Regions from separate parts of the Homo sapiens genome. Here all the other regions are linked to region 3. A link is a contact called in ENCODE Hi-C or POLR2A ChIA-PET data. All regions are on one chromosome and are shown on one strand. The core of a region is the stretch at or near the end of the contact, and the rest is flanking DNA. Distances in the headings are between cores, read along the strand shown. Region 1 has its middle 270 kb from the start of CXCR4. Region 2 has its middle 60 kb from the start of CXCR4. Region 3 holds the start of CCNT2-AS1 (CCNT2 antisense RNA 1). Region 4 has its middle 18 kb from the start of CXCR4.

Region 1 (2,700 bases), core at 104-2,603, 1.5 Mb before region 3:
GCTGTTGGAGTGGTTCTCAACCAGTGGGCATTTCACCTTCCAATCCCTGGAAGTGTCATCCAGCCTCCCTGTCTCCTGATGGAGAAACCTGAGGAACAAATACATAAACAGCAGTCTCTGGGAACATCCACCAAAACCTCGTTTACTGAACAAAGGGTAAGGGAAATGGTTGAGAATCAGGCCACGGGGACAGAGCCTGTGGATTCTGGTTGGGTCCTCTCTTTCCACCCACTCTGTCTGCTCAGCAGGACCATACATCACTTTTCCCCCAGACTGTTAATTAGAGAGACACCCGCCACCCCAACACAACACGGTAATTATGAAAACAGAGTGCTGTGCACAACATAACATGGAAATGAAGTGACATGCATCCAATTAATTAAACTTTCACAGCTCCAATCAGTCTTAATTAGAGAAGCTATCCTTTTCACTCTTCTCTTGATCAATACATGAGCTTTGCAATGCATATACATATTTTTAATCAATTAGCAAACAGAAAAAAAGAATGAGAGTCTATTGCTGAGGGTTCCATTAATTCTTCCACAAGCCATACCTGTGTGCACCGTCCATTTTTATTTTCAGAATTTACAAGGAACGCTGGATTTGAGACCCTGCAGCTTGTTTCCAAGTTTAAAAGAAAAAAAAAGAGAGCTGGGAAATGGCAGCCCCATTGTTTCCTCTTATTATTCTTGTTTATAGACCTAGATAATGCTTTGCACACTCCAGAAATTAAGAAAAGCTCATAGAACAGTGTCAGCCCAAAAGTTGTGTTTCTTCACATCATCAGTATACCACCTGTATACCTTTGACCAAAGAACAGCTCTTCCTGTCTGGGAAGGGCATCCTTCTTGACAGAGCATTCAGCTTTTGGAGGGCTGTCCACAGCTCAATGAAGACCAGATGAAGGAGACGCTAGCCCTTCGGATCAGCCAGCAATTGATGGGGTCACACATACAGCAGGCCAGATCAGCCTCATATAAGATATCGTCAGCACCACCCATCTGATGCTTCAAATAGGCTGCAGTGTGCTGTGTTCCTGGTCTATCTCCAGGTGAATTTTTAAATCTCAGCATCAGGCAAGTGAGAAAGTCGTAAGAATGGAATAAACAACACTTTAGTAACCAGGGGAGTCAAAAAGAACAGAAGAAATGAGGTGCAGAATGGGTTGGGCAGCTCAGGAAGCTGAAGCACAGACTGAGACATACAAATAAGGGTATTTTATGTTATAACCACTGTCTGCACATTAAAAGCACTAATCTGGGTAGTAATGAAAGCAAAACAAACCCCGTAGATAACCCCTGCACAAGATGCAAATAAGGAACTAAAGAGCACAGGCTGGCAAAGGTTGAAACCCCCACCTTTGACAGACATAGCTAATGGATCACAGCACCCTTTCCCACCAATTCGACATGACTTGGGACATTATATCAGTTAGTTTGACTTCAGCTGCACACAACAGAAACCTCGACTCAAATTGGGTTAAACAACATGGAAATGCACTGTCTCGCGTAACAGGAATTTAGGAAGGTCAGAAGAAGAGCGAACTTTAGGGTTAGTTGATTTGGGGGCTAAATTAAGTCATCAAGGACCTGGTTTCTCTCCATCTGTCTCTTGTTTCATCCTCAAAATTGGCTTCATCTTTAACCTGATTGAAAGATGGCTACAGCAGAAATCATATCCAGGAAGACAAGGTCCAGAGAGATAATCTTTCTCTACCTGTAGGAGAAAACTGAACTTTCCCAGAAACCACCAGCAGGCTTCTCCTGACATCTCAGTGTTCAAAGTCAGGTTGTTGCCCTTTCCTCAGTTAGCCACTGGCCCAGGGAAGGAGATGATAGACTCATCCATCTGGGCTGGAATGGATGTGAGGAATAACCATAGTGTGTCCCCTATAAAAACCTAATTCTTTATAACATTGTGGCACCCACTACCAACTACTGATCAAATTGGAACCAGAGAGAAAATGTTCTTGGCCTTCCTTGGACTGGAGAAAGAATCAACAGTGGGGACACTAGTAAGCATGGCTTAGTAAGGATGAGGGAGTGACAGAGGAAAAGGGGATATCATTTTGATTGGAGAAGGATTTGAGAATGAGTTCTTGGGGTTGAGGAAAAGCCTAGTGCCCCTTATCCCCAGAGATCTGGCATAGCCTACCTAAACTTATAAAGCAAAAGTCTTCAGTGGATGTGATACACGTACAGGGAGCTATTGTTCCATATCATGGAAGAGAAATTAGGTTACTGTGTACACTTCAGGAAAGGAGTCTAAATCAGTTGTCATCTTAAAAAGAAAGGTGAAATAGGAATCATAGATCCAGAATCCAAGATCTCAGAGAAAAACACAAGCATCATTCATGAAAAAGACATCCCAGGGTTGTGGTACCTAAAGGAGAAACATGTGCCAATCTCCTTCTGGCAAAGACCATCATTTTTCTTAGAGGCAATCTTAAAGACCCTTCTCTCTTGGTTTAAGGTAGGAAGGAAGAACCCAATAACCCCCACTCCAAAAGAAATTCTTACTCTCCCATCTCTCTCCAACTCTTCCCTTCTCTCACTTATCACCTGGAGGTGGTGATGGGCTAGATTCCATGGGGATGTTCTTTTAGCAGGTCCTGCATGTAGAGAGTTTGGTGCCTCTGTTTAGAATGTGAGGATATCTGTCGCTGCCACCTATTGTTTTCAACTTTGCAGCTTCCAGTGA
Region 2 (2,700 bases), core at 190-2,689, 1.1 Mb before region 3:
AACAACCAAGACTTTTGCCTCTGGCAACCCAGAGAGGGACTTTCTCACTAGACAAGCCTTATGTAAGAATGAGAGGAAGGTGCACTTTTCTTAGAGAAGGAGAGAGCTGTGCTGGTTGAAGGGGAAGTGGACACCATCAGCCTTGAAGCTCAGGGCTTGGCCAGGAATGCTGCTGCTTAGGCAGAACTGGGAACAGGTGGGGTCTTTGGATGAGCTGGGAGTCCAGCCAGCCAGTGGAAGCTCTGCAGGAGGCTCCACCTAGTCTGACAGTAGAACAAGGACAGGACTTCATGGAGAAATCATTACTCAGCTAGAGAGAAGGGCTAACTGCTCCAGAGCATTTGCCATCCATATACTCACTTAGCAACTCAGCTTTGTTTCCTTATTTAACATCTATTTATAGTCAACATCTCCCCAACTAGATGGTCATATTCTTAAGGGAAAGTGTTTTATGTTAAACCTTTAATCTCTATGGCAAGCTATAAGTACCATTACTGGCTCTATTTTGCATAGAAAGAAACTGAGGAAGAGAGAGAGATGGGTAAGCAACTGATCAGGATCAGCCAAGGCACGGCCTCTCATATTTTTATTGAATAAAAGTAAATCAATAAGTAACAATTTGTACATTTCCAAAAATGTCCTTTTCAACTTTTTCTCAAGCAAGTTTAAGATGTCATTTGGAATTCATGATTAAAGAATTGGAAGCCAGCTATTTTAAGGGAGCAACTCAAATTGAGTGCATTGAGATGGCAAAACAGCCAAAGGGTGATCCTGAATTAGTTTATATGACTGTAAAATGCAAAACAGTAAAGCCTGTTATCTAAAGGAAAAGATAAAAGGCAAAGGCAGAGTCAAAGATAGCAGATTTCAGCAGTCATAGATTTCTCTCTCTGGAAAGCACAGCTGTTTTTTGTATCTGCCAACCTAATGGAACTCCTCAAATGACTTTTGTTGAAAGCCCACAGGTCCTGGCAGGGCATACAAGAACTTGAGAACACATGGATTCTTTCTTTCAGGACCTTACATTTTAAAAAGGATTCACCATGAGAACTCAATGGAAAACTGATCTGGTGAAGGGGGAAAGACAAGCTTTAAAGCATGCTTCCACAGGTCCTAACATTTCAGCCAGGGAGCACAGCCCCTAGTCAGTCTGTGCAACAGGGGAAACAGGGACATAAATAAGTCTATATATACTAAAATGCTACTATCAATTTTAGTATTTATGGGTGGCATCAGCACTGACAATGGTCATTGCTATAGTTTGAACATTTGTCCCCTCCAAAACTCATGTTAAAATTTAATTGCAATTGTAACAGTATTAAGAGGTGGGTGCTTTAAGAGGGGATTAGGCCATGAGGGCTCTGCCCTCCTGAATGAATTAGTGCCATTGTCATGGGAGTAGGTTCCTTATAAAAGGAGAAGTTCAGCTCTATTTTGCACATCTTCCTCTTTCTTTCTCTCTCTATCCTTCCCTCCCTCACTGCCTCCCTCTCTTTGCCCTTTCACCATGGATAATGCAGCAAGAAGGCCCTTACCGGATGCCAGCCCCTCAATAATGGAATTTTCAGCCCCTAGAACCAAAAGCCAATAAATATCTATTCATTATGAATCACCCAATCTGTGGTATTTCTTTTGTAGCTGTACAAAACAGACTAAATCAGTCATCTAATTAGTCGATAAGCATTTGGTAGGACCCACTGGACTCATTGCTAGTTACAGATTTGCCAGCACGGTAGAGCTATTCCTACAGTCTTGCAACTCAGGGGACCTTATTCCTCTACAGAAACCAAGTTCTAGTTGCATGTTGACCCAAGTCAGCATCAGGTAGATGGCCAGCTGGGCTAACAAGTCATCTGACAAGCTCTTATACAATCAACACATTGCCTCCTACTTGCCTTCCCATCTCCGAGGCAACAGGGGTAGACCTGAAACTGGCTGCCAAGTGCCCCCACTGTCAGCCTCTGCCCTTTTGTGACATTTTCCTCATCTCCACCTTTGTCTCACTCCCTCAATGCTTCTACCCACACTTATCCACTGCTGTCCCTAGTGTTGACACTCATACTGATCAAGGCCACCCTTGAAATTTCATTTTTACTAGATTTTGTGTCTGCTGTGACACTGGGGCGCAGATATATCACCCTCAGAAGACCTGTGAATAGTCGCTACAAAGTGTGCTGGCTGAGATGAAAGGAAAAATGGAGTTAGCATTTACCGAAACTGGTCAGGCTGAAGTGGAAATCCCCAAAGAGACAGATGCAAAACATTCTACTGTTTCTAGAAGGGATGAAGAGATCTGTGGAACCAAAGTGGGGGTAGGGAGCAGGAATATAGTGTAAAGTTAGCTATATGGTGAGAGGAAAATGAGCTGAAGGCTACATTTCTTTAGATGAAAAATAAAATTTTTCAAACATGCAGAATAGCAAAGGAAATAATCTAATAGTGCCCAGATTAAATAAATGTTAGTATTATGCCTTTTTGCTCTCTTTTATTTTAAAAAATAAGATGTTACAGATCTAATTGAAGCTCCCTTGTAATCCTTCTGATTTCATTCCCCCCACCACCCCCTGCCAAGTGCAGATCACTTTCAAATAGAATGAGAGCTACTGAGTCATCATATTGGGATTATTTTTTATAGACTTTCATTGGTTTTTGCTTCACATCAAATATTAAAAAGCTTTGTTAAACAACTACCAATTGGTT
Region 3 (2,700 bases), core at 194-2,693:
ACAAAAACACCGCATCTGAAGCAAAATATTTATCACGTGATATACGTTTACCGTTAATTCAGAACACTAAATCCAACAACGCAATGACCAACTTTTTTTCTGCGTATCGATTTACCCTCAAATTTGCGGACAGTAAAAACAGACAACTAGTACTTACATTTTTGTTGAATTTGGTGAAAGAATGGTGCATATAAAACCTGTGCATATAAACAATCGCAGTGTTTATTGTAAGCTGAGAGCTGGAACGTAATATTTAGGAAATATCTGACAAAAGCAAGATCTCATTCCCAGAACAATTTTGATGGAAAATTCCCAGGTTCTTTTCCAATACCTCCCATTCAAATCCAAACCCCAAACTGGAAATAAAGAAATAAATGCCCGCGGGGGGTGGGGCGGCAGGAAGAGAATAGGCTTGACGCCAAATAAATGGGAATAAGAACTGCTGATCTTTTCACTCTAACAGCGCTGAGGGCCCTGGAACTATTTATCAATGGCTACGACTAACTAAACTCAAAATGAAACAGTTGAAACGCGCGCGCACACACCCATACAAAACCACGCCAAGAACATAAAGAACTCCAGTACGCTCCCAAGGTAGAAGAGAGCCGCCATCAAGCCGGCGACGAGAGCCGGGAAAGGCTGCGGCAAACACTTAGGCCTTTCAGCATCGCTAACCCTCCTACCTCTCAAACCCTTCGGGGTCAGGGACAAGTCCAGGGAGCCGCCCCTTTTCTGCAATAATCCCTAAAATTCCTCTTTCGCCTGAGCCACACTCCCAACCCCCGCCGCCACCACCACGCGCTGCCCCAAACAGATTACACAACGCAGGCTCCTGGCCCGCATTCCTGGGGTCCTATCTCCTCCTCCCTTCCTCTGCTGACCCCTCGCGACTGCCCGAGCCGGAACATTACTTCCCTGACCGCGGCGCCGAGGCCCAGCGAAGGCCGAGGCCGGCGGCGCCATGTTCGCGGGGCACCAGGCCCGGCGACCGGGCAAGGGAAACAGGGCGTGAGCGGCGGCGAACAGAAAAGGATACACATTGAGACGCTGTCCCATCTCCTGGATGAGGTTGGCCGCCTGCTGGCGGCACGAGAGCTCTTTATCCGCCTCCACTCCGCAGCGGCGGCTCGGCGTGTTCTCCAGCTGTTCCCGAGTAAAGAACCAGCGAGAAGAAGCTCCACGGCCCGACGCCATGACACTTCCTCCTCCGCCCGCTCCTTCATTCACCCCCCGCCCCTCCTGGCTCGCGGACTCCCCGCCAAGGCGCGCGACCCCGCCCCACTCCGCTCGCCGTAGACCACGCACCACCCTTTTTCACCACCGCCTCCGCCCTTGCGCATGCGCGGGGCCCGCTCTACCGACTCGCCCTAGTCTTTTGCTTTCTTTTTCTGCCCTCGGCCTCGCTCTTGCGCACGGGACCACAATGCTCCGCGCCGCTTGTCATTGGGAGGCGCCGAAGGTGGAGAGGTCGGCTCGGAAGGAAAAGGTCGGCGCAGCGCATGCCGGGTCTAGGGTTGGCGGGGCGAAGGGGTGGGGAGGGAAGGGGCGGGGAGGGGAGGGGAGGGGAAAGTGGGAGAGGGTGGACTCTGGCCGGTGTGAAGAGAGGCGGTCGGGCGGCTGCGCTGTGGGGGCCTGGGCGTGTACTTCGGAGGCCCGTCGGGCGCTTCCTTTAGACGGGAGGTCTAGCGGCCCTTTAAAAAGAGAAAAATAACCTTCACTGTCGCAGCCTCACGCCACTACTTCCATTTTCCTTTTGGGCGGGTCCGCGCAGTCTCGTAGGCGTGCGACTCCGGCCTCCGCCACCAACAGTCTCCGCCTAGCGCGCGGCTCTGGCGTTGAGCTGGCGGGGAAAGAGTGCACAGGAAGTCACGCTCCATGGCTGTCCGCACCTGAGTGCTTTTTTCACCCTACATTATCTTGTTTAAATCCCAGACCACTTGGTTTATTTTTATTTTTTCAAATTACTTGGCAAACGCTATCCAACTAGCAACGAGAAATTGAATTTCTAAATGAGGTGTTGAATCTAGACGGGGCGTGTTTTCAGGCTGCGCTGTGGTTTCTGCGAGACAAGGTTGGGGAGAATCAGATAGTGCAGGAGGAACTGAGTTAAAATTTTATCTTTAGGATTTGATGTGGGAACATCCCACATACCTGTTGATTAACTCCTGTATTTCTTCCTGTAAGAAAATGCCACTGAGCTTCACTCGGAGTTTGTGTTGTGAATAGGGTTTCTAAGTTTAAAGTCTTAACTATTTGGAGGCCGGGCACGGTGGCTCACGCCTGTAATCTCAGCACTTGGGGAGGTCCAGTGGGCCGATCACTTGAGGTCAGGAGTTCGAGGGCAAGGGCAACATGGCGATACCCCGTCTCTACCAAAAATACAAAAATTAGCCAGGTTTGGTGGCGCGCCTGTAGTCCCAGCTACTCCCGAGGCTGAAGTGGGAGGATGGCTTGAGCCCAGGAGGTGGAGGCTGCGGTGAGCTAGATCTCGCTGCTGCACCCCAGCTTGGGCGATAGTGCAAGACCTTGTCTCGAAAATAAAAAATAAAGTAATATCTATTTGCCAAAGACCATGGAGGCAAGTGATTGTTATGGGGCTCCCACGCTCAGCATACTGCATTGCACAAGAATATTGATTATAGTAGGCAGTTTTTGTAACAGTTGCTATTTCATACTCACTTCCCTTGCTTTACGTTTTAT
Region 4 (2,700 bases), core at 27-2,526, 1.2 Mb before region 3:
CATTTCTCCCCCAAAGTGAGCCATACAAACTAGAATTCTCCTTCCCCACGGCAGATCATAGAAAATAGAACCCCTCTCCCTTAAAGCAAGCCATAAAACCAGAAAGGTCACTCTCTCCCTTCTCCTTTGAAGACCTTCATTCCGGAGGGTCCTGCCCCCATACCTGGGAGGAGGGAATGCTGCACAGAGAGGCCAAGAAGAATTTGAACAGACAGCCTCCCTGGATATCCCCCTCAGTCTATCACCATTACACCATACCCTTTCTCCAATCACATTTCTACCCGCTGTCCATTCTTCATTAAACCTAAGCATAAAAACAGCTTTCTCTGGGTCTTTGAGTCTTCATTTCTGAAGGCTTTTATGTCATATAAACTTTGATTAATACATTTGCTATGTTTTTCTCTTGTTAACCTGTCTTTTGTTATAGCAGTATTGGCTGTAACCCTTATGATGGGTAGGAAAGGGGTTACACCCTACCACCCCTACAGAGGTTATGCTGCTCATGACAGAATGCAACTCATCTAAAGCTTGAACTCAAAACTTGGCAACCTTAAGGCCTTTTTGTGGCAATGAGAGCATTTGAATGTGTTGCAATTCTCTTTTTTAGAAAGAAATGATAACCCTGGGCTTTAGTTTGCTATCTTCACTGATACACTTCAAAAGGTGGGAATTCCATGAAGGTGAGGATGAGAAGAAACAAGCAGCTTGCTTACCCCACTGTACTGCACCGCCCTATTTGTCATCAACCACCTGGTGGTGATCTCCTGCTGGGCAGTGGTTTCTGTCTCTCTGTCCTCAGGTGTGATTTGAAATGTCTCCCAGTGCCTGGCACTTGGTAGACAGTCAATAAAAGTGCTCAATTCAATGACTAAGTGGGGGAATGGTCATATGATTTGATCCTTTCAATCTGGAGAGTTTTCAGATGTGTTTGAAGCATTTGTCCCTAGAGTCAGTTATGTCCAGGAAGCTCCCTAAATGCTGCCTTAGGCTCAATTTGCCCCCTCTAGAATGAAAGCAGCTGTTTCTTTTCTGGAAACATACCAGGAAGTGTCTTAGGGGTACCCCATCTTCCCGCCTTTTTGCCTCTGTAACAGCCATCTCTCCTTACCTCAAAAAATATAGTATGTGTGTTTTCAAGCTGCAAAGAAACCGTTGAAAATTAAACCACAGAACAGCATTTTAATGAGAACAGATTACCTAACACCCCACTGTGGTTTCAGATGGCCTTGTGCCAACCTTCCAAACTGTTGCCAGAAGCCCAGAGTTACAAAAAAAAAAGGAGGGTGGGGAGTTGTGGGGAGAGGGGAAAAGAGTGACTAGCATCCCCTCAGTGAGGGTAGCTTTCTTAGATGGTTTCCAAAATGATCTCTCTAGAAGGTCATAGGTTATTGGTGCCTGCAGTTGAAGAAAAGTTTCTTCCTGTTTTGAAAAATTTAAGAGAGACAAAAAGGGGGAGGCACCCTTGAGTTAGTACATGATGTCCTGAACTAGGTGTTTTCAGCACCAAAGTTCTGCTGTAAGTGTCTGTACCCACTGTCTAGCTCATCAACTTGCCTTCTGCGCACATACTTGCTATTTCTGTAGCTAGGTTACAAGACCGCAGGTGTAGATGCTGCCGGGTGGAAGCTCTGCATGCCCACAGAGCAAAGCCCGAGCAAACACTGTTCCTCCCTGGCTGATAGCTTGCACTGGGGGCTCCTGGTAGTGGGCACAGAGGCGCTAAAGCTCACATGGGCTCATTCCTCAGGGACTTTCTTTCCTTAGTCTCCAACTAACCCAGCACTTAATGTATTCAGGGCTGCGGTTTCATTTCCACATTGGGTTTCCAGATTTAACCCCTGAACTAACTTCTGCAGTTGTCTTCCCACCAGTTCAACAACAACCAGATGGCCTGCAAGGCCACAGGAAAAAGTAGATGACAGAGCTGGAAGATGCTGGAGTGGAATACCTTCATTCCACTGATGAGGAAATCAGGTCAGGCCCAGAGGAAGTTTAGAGATTCACCCAAAATCACACACCCACTCAGCAGTGGAGACAAAAATACAACCACTATCCTGATTTCCAGCCTGTGGCACTGCCCTAACTGTATGGCTTCCCATTCCTTTCAGTAACACAGTAGCTTTTACCTCTTGCACACAAAGTGACAGACACACAATGGGCCCTCCTTAAATGCTACTTTCCTTCCTTGCAAACTATACCATACTGTGCTAAAACTTGAGAAGGATAAGTGGAAAAGTACCACACTCTCTGGCTCTCAAAGAGTTATAGCACCTTAAAGGTAACAAACAGCATGCCTACATTGAGCATAGAAACAACACAAGCTGATGCAAAACAGAGTGCCAGAAGATGCTTCATACCATGAGTGCAAGGAAAAGCAAAACACCTCACTTTACCCCCTTCACCTCATTAACTCCCATTTACTTGTTTTGTCTTAGTTTTGAGGTCATCTCTTTTGGAAAGCCTTCCACGTTTGGTTTAGGTTGAACTATAAGTGCAGGTGCACTTGTCTGGATCCTTGTGAGCTCCATGAGGACAGGTTCCTGGTCGGCCTTGTGCACTGCCTTTATCCCTATGTCTGGTGCCTGGGACAGAGTGCTCAGCAAGCATTTGGGGAAGTAAGGAACTGAATATCCATCAGGAAGCTTTTACCCAGGACATGGGATGGAAAATGGGCTCTAAGATGAAAAGGATTTCTATCAA

Evidence for each region. Hi-C counts contacts between places; a loop is a spot of excess contacts on that map. ChIA-PET counts read pairs that join two places held with the same protein, here RNA polymerase II (POLR2A). Pooled maps may share reads with other maps.
Region 1: a pooled map shows a loop between it and region 3 (6-fold over the local background). The contact joins the enhancer-like site here to the promoter of CCNT2-AS1 in region 3. A Hi-C loop is called at or near these places in 2 of 37 single-sample maps with no recorded cell type and 13 of 50 pooled maps.
Region 2: a loop to region 3 is called in a map of naive thymus-derived CD4-positive, alpha-beta T cell, with 5 times the contacts of the local background. The contact joins the enhancer-like site here to the promoter of CCNT2-AS1 in region 3. A Hi-C loop is called at or near these places in 2 of 168 maps with a recorded cell type or tissue (both naive thymus-derived CD4-positive, alpha-beta T cell), 1 of 37 single-sample maps with no recorded cell type and 7 of 50 pooled maps.
Region 4: a map of CD4-positive, alpha-beta memory T cell shows a loop between it and region 3 (31-fold over the local background). The contact joins the enhancer-like site here to the promoter of CCNT2-AS1 in region 3. A Hi-C loop is called at or near these places in 1 of 168 maps with a recorded cell type or tissue (CD4-positive, alpha-beta memory T cell), 2 of 37 single-sample maps with no recorded cell type and 12 of 50 pooled maps. POLR2A ChIA-PET finds 5 or more read pairs at or near these places in 1 of 52 experiments (T-cell).

What each region holds. Positions count from the first base shown.
Region 1 is chr2:136,388,609-136,391,308 of GRCh38, reverse strand. It overlaps the pseudogene RN7SKP141. Among named protein-coding and RNA genes, the nearest start is that of CXCR4, 270 kb to the right of the region's middle. Within about 2 kb of position 1,353, at least 2 of the 41 ENCODE cell types and tissues checked have a DNase peak (open chromatin) inside an H3K27ac peak, as active enhancers do.
Region 2 is chr2:136,056,655-136,059,354 of GRCh38, reverse strand. No RefSeq gene overlaps it. Among named protein-coding and RNA genes, the nearest start is that of CXCR4, 60 kb to the left of the region's middle. Within about 2 kb of position 1,439, at least 2 of the 41 ENCODE cell types and tissues checked have a DNase peak (open chromatin) inside an H3K27ac peak, as active enhancers do.
Region 3 is chr2:134,917,349-134,920,048 of GRCh38, reverse strand. CCNT2-AS1 (CCNT2 antisense RNA 1) reads left to right here and starts at 1,443. Exons shown (of 5, transcript NR_036549.1): 1 at 1,443-1,486. CCNT2 (cyclin T2) reads right to left here and starts at 1,227. Exons shown (of 9, transcript NM_058241.3): 1 at 1,037-1,227; 2 at 158-239. The coding sequence starts at 1,194. RefSeq lists enhancers at 628-717, 928-1,197, 1,348-1,507, 1,585-2,258, 2,268-2,317 and a silencer at 1,518-1,587.
Region 4 is chr2:136,135,212-136,137,911 of GRCh38, reverse strand. No RefSeq gene overlaps it. Among named protein-coding and RNA genes, the nearest start is that of CXCR4, 18 kb to the right of the region's middle. RefSeq lists an enhancer at 1,235-1,284. Within about 2 kb of position 1,276, at least 16 of the 41 ENCODE cell types and tissues checked have a DNase peak (open chromatin) inside an H3K27ac peak, as active enhancers do.